Linked DNA regions of Homo sapiens: region 2 is linked to region 1. Evidence: chromatin loops called from intact Hi-C (ENCODE). Cell type or tissue: gastrocnemius medialis. All regions are shown on one strand.

What was found. A loop is a pair of places that touch in the nucleus more often than their neighbours do. Peaks named below come from ENCODE experiments on the same cell type or tissue, not always from the same donor. Only the 100,000 strongest peaks of a DNase experiment are listed, where the experiment ranks them.
Region 2: a loop joins it to region 1, with 1.8 times the contacts of the local background. A loop is called at or near these places in 1 of 110 quality-filtered maps.

Annotation. Positions count from the first base shown.
Region 1 is chr15:38,867,177-38,869,676 of GRCh38, forward strand. It overlaps a transcript of LOC105370777 not described here. Among named protein-coding and RNA genes, the nearest start is that of LINC02694, 170 kb to the left of the region's middle. In gastrocnemius medialis, no CTCF peak of the experiment used is centred here; a DNase peak (open chromatin) is centred at 1,315.
Region 2 is chr15:38,990,008-38,992,507 of GRCh38, forward strand. The region is part of intron 2 of LOC105370777 (a long non-coding RNA gene); the gene reads right to left. Among named protein-coding and RNA genes, the nearest start is that of LINC02915, 260 kb to the right of the region's middle. In gastrocnemius medialis, a CTCF peak has its summit at 1,349 (motif pointing left); no DNase peak of the experiment used is centred here.

The DNA.
Region 1 (2,500 bases):
GCTCCTGTTTGTTTTCTCTCATGGTTTTCTCCTCTTTTGCTTGTGACTCTTTTCCTCAATGCCTCCCTCCCCACTCATGCCAGGCTCTTTCTGGTGCCCTCAGTTACATAACACCTGGTAATTGGTTTTAAATCTGGTCTGGAAACCACCCACAAAAGTAGGGGTGCACCCAGCTACCTGCAGGTTATCCAGGAGTCTGCTATGAGGGAGTGCTACCTAGTTTGAGAAGATAAAATAAAAACCGCTTGGCTCAGTGTTGGATTCTGAAGGAAATAGCTGGGCTGGGTGGCTCTAAGAGTTTGCATTCTGTGGCCACGGCTTTTATAACAAATGCACCATTTTAGCTACCTGAACTTAGCTGACTTCAGTTTGTTATTAGGAAGGCTTTTAGGGGCTCACACGGCAACAGAGAGCTCGTCTGTGTTTGCTCGGGTGAGAGAGAAACATCCACTCTGAAGACCCAGTCCAAGTTTATCCATTGTAAGGAATAACAGGAAGTCTTACTCTTACTGAGCATTTGCAAACCCAGGTCCCCAGATGGGAGACAATCCTCCATGTGGTGGCACCATGGCAACCACACATTCCTATTTGATTGAAGAGTATTGCATGTCACATTCTTTTACCCGGGCAGCCACCAGTACTGAGCTACCTCAGCACCTTCCCAATACAAGTAGTCTTCCCTTATTTGTGGTTTTGCTTTCTGTGGTTTTAGATACCCACGGTTAGCTGCAGTTGGGAAATATTAAACGAAAGGTTCCGGAAATAATCAATTTATTAGTATTAAATTGCTCACCATTTTGAGTGGGGTGATGAAACCTCTTGCTGACCAGCCCGGGATGCGAATCCTCCCTTTGTCTAGTGTATCCATGCTGTACACGCTATTCACCCGTTAGTCACTTAGTACCATCTCAGGGTTCAGTAGAATCCAGTTTCAGGCATTCACTGGGGGGTCTGGGATGTTTTCCCTTCGTATAACGGAGGCCTGTTGTAATCAGCATCACTGAATAACTTAATAGATATTTAGTTCATCAATAAACTACCAATTTTAAGTGACTTAAAAATATAAACATAGTAAAACATTGAAAAAAATTAAATTTTATCAGAAAAACAATTGTTTTATTTTATAATCTTTTACCAAGGAATTTTGCTCACTTCAAGGATAGATAAATCTTGAGTCTTTGGCCTTCCTGCTGTTCTCTGTGAGTCTGATGGGCTGATGTCTCACTGGAGGGTTCAGAGCTCCTTCAGATCACATGTTGGTAAGGATATTGCCCTTCAAGGCTGGAAGGCAGGATGAGTCAACCTGGGAAGTCGGGCCAGTGGCCTCAGAATACACTGCTTGTGTTTACCCTGGAAAGTGATATCATCTGTTGCAGCATTTGGGTGTGGTGTTGAAAGGTCCAGTCGTGGCATTGACTTTGTTTTCTAAAGAAAATCTTCAGGCTCTGGGGAAGGGTCGAAGTCTGAACAACAAAGCCCTTGCCCACATGGTCGGCCCTCTTAAGAAATTCCGACCACTTATCTTTGATCTTAAGAATCTCCACACCTTGGCTTTGAATGAGAGAGTTAGGTGGCTCACAATACTGATTATATTACTGGGATATGCTATTTACTTAGGTCCCTTAAATCATACCATTATTCTTCGTCGGCATTAGAGTAAGGAAACAATATTTTTATCTCATTTCTCATTTTACTAATGTGTATGGGTATTTTCCTCTTCAATAGACTATTTAAGTGGGGGGAAAAGCAGTGTTTATAGCTAGAATCCACTTCTTTGAACAGTGCTCTCAAAATAAGCACATTCAGTGGCTGAAAGTTGATAGTATTGAATATTCTCACCATTTCTGTCAACACTAAATGAACATCGGGAGATATTATTTTGGCCAGCAGTTACTCTGTGTGAATAAACAACATGCAGGCTGTCATTTGGATGCTGCCTCCCTTGTTCAAGTAGCTATACCCTTTCTTTATATCTGTCTCTCTCTCCTGAAACAAGACTTGATTAAGTGAATAAAATTTAATTCTGGAGACTAGGTTTTTAATGATTAAAATTACAGAAATTTTTCAAGCACTTCTTCCTCATATATACTAAGAGTTGATTCATATTCATTATGTCTGTATTATGTAATTATATATAATGTTTTTTCTGTCTTTATTGATACATAATAGTTGTACATATTTGTGGAGTACATGGGATCTTTTGATACATACCTATAATGTATAATTATAAAATTAGGGTAGTTGGGATAGCCATCACCTGAAACGGTTACCATTTCTTCGTGTTGGGAACATTATAATGCTTTTCTTGCAGCTATTTTGAAATATACTATAAATTCTTATTAATTATGTTTGTTCTACTGTGAACACTAGAACTTATTCCTTCTTTCTAACTGTATTTTTGTACCCATTAACCAAGTTCTCTTCCTCTCTGACTTCAACACTTCCCAACCTCTGGTAATCACCATTCTACTCCCCACCTCCATAAGTTTAGCCTTTTTAG
Region 2 (2,500 bases), 120 kb after region 1:
AAGTGAGGAAATAGAAATAGAGACGGACAACTCCTTTAAGAAACTTGTCTCTGAAATAAAGGACTTATGTCAGTAGTATCTGGAGAAGAAAATAAGTGGTGGGATGGAAATACTATACTGTACCTTCTCTTATTTGTCATAATACTCTCTATTTCAAGGTCAGCACTAGCTAGGGCTAGCTCTAGGATTACAGAATTAAATGAGTAAATCCACATTGGCTTGATGCATTCTCTCTTGTGTGGTTATGTGGCCTTTCATTCTCGGTGTTTTTATGAACACACATACACACATATATATATACACACATATCTATATGTTAATATAGAAACTATATATATGTAGATGACCTATCTATCTAGCCCCTCTACTCTGAAGAGAACATATTTAGAAGAGTATATCAGCAAAGTTTCTAGGTTGATCCATATGCAGATACCCTAAAGTGCCCCTGGGATACCCCTAGCTATCACAGAATACTGGAGCTTTTGCTGAAGAATGCCCTAGTATAAGACATATAATACCACCAAGGGCTGCAAGTCTTCCTTCTGATATGATTCAAACCGTAGGCTATAGATGTAATTTCTTTCAGTGGCAGAAAAGTTATTCAAAGCTTTATTTGAACATGCCTTGGGTTTCAGCTTTAGGAGGTACAGAGTGAGAAAGTGAATATATTTCAGTTTCAAAATCTAGTTATCAACTATGTCAAGACACATAATTGCTCTATATTTAAATTACTGCCAATGATTAGCAATAACCTACAATCTCCTTGACATTTCTGTTAAGTATATTCTATGGTTTCTAAATAAAACCTACCAACCTTAGGACACATAGGTCAAGGAAATTTTATAATAAGGTCTCAATGATAAGATTATTTGCTCTAGAATCCAGCAGCCAGCTGAGCAGAGTACATATGTCAAACTATTTCCTCCCATTGGCCTTTGGTTAAGGATGGAGTGTTTTGTTTATAAGATACTTTGGGCTTTAAGGAGAACTATAGAACTATATCTGTTCTAAACTAGAAGTTGTTATAAATCATGATCTTCATTTTACATTGCTTAATTAATAGTGTGAGAGATTTAAGAGACATAGGTAGTTGTTGCTATTGAAAGTAAACTCTGACCATTTCCTAATTTCTTCTTTTCTGATTCTTCTCAAAATATTCACACTTTTTAAATATGGAAAGGTATTTTATACACAGAAAAGGCACTGTGTCAGACAAAGGGTCTGGTGCCTCAGCTTCGCAGCTCTTCCTAGAAATCCAAGATTGTTTTTTTTCCTAGGACTAGGAAGCCAAAAGTGTCACACGGTCAAAAATGCTTCCATCTACTGGTGAAACTCAGGAATACACTAACATTTCCCTGCCTGAAATGGTTAGTTGAGGACACAAAGCAACCCAAAGCGAGCGGAGCTTGGCCATGGAGCTCAGAAATTCAAAATAGTCAGTTCTTGCTGATGGTGAAGGTAAGTTCCAATCAACAAGCAGGCTATTCAGAGAGATGAAAGGAGGAGCAGGGGGTAAGATTAGAACTCTGGTTCCCCAAGGCTCTGTTCATGTATTCTCTCAAGGCCTTAAACCAGAAATGGAATGGCTCCAGAGGTCAACTGACCTTTTGCCTAATGTCCCCTAGTTGGGTCAGTTGCTCCCTCACAGTCAGTCACTTTAATTCATTCCTGTGGGTGAAAATACATGACTGTTTCCCTTTCTAACAGTCACAGAGGGTTGACTTGCCATGGTGAGCAGTCGCCAGATAGGACAATGGAATTCATCTCATTCCTGTGATGACTTTAGATATGAAATGCCAGGCTGCTTGGCCTAGGGGAAGGTGCTGTAAGTTATAGGCACTAAAGCCAACTCTCCCAGCCCCCTCTGCTCCTTTTGACAGTCTCCCTCTTGGGCTGTGATCTGGCTGAATTAATTCATAGCTGCCAGTTATGAGGACTTTATCTGCATTGTTAGCATTCCTTCTAACCTGCAGCCTCTGTTCATTTAATGATTATCTGATGGGGATTGATATTAAGTGAAGAGGAATGTTCAAATCACGCTGCCTTTGGCAAGTGGGAACTAAAATAACAGAATTTCAGTTTAGGAGGGAAATATTTGCTCACTAATATGAAATTTTTCTTAGTAGGATTGTGGAATGGAAGGGAAAATTCCAGAAAAATATTCTGGCAAAGCGGACTTGAATGGATGGTTCTCCAGTACTTTATTTATTTGGCCAAAAGATGAGGAAAAAAAGCAAAAAAGGAGGCAAAGAATAGGTAATATAGGAATAAACTTCTCCTAGCCATTTTTGGCCATTTTAGGCAAATATTCTCTACTTAGTCTCACTATTAAACTCAATTATACAATGTATTTGCATTAAACTAATTTTAGCAAGCGATAGTAAGAGTTTTTAGAAGACTCAGCTTTCAAAGAGGAGTTTTCTTAATGGACATATTTTTAAACAGATTTCTTGAATTCATAGCTTTCTCTCCAGAATCTCTGACAGGTGAGAGAGCCTCT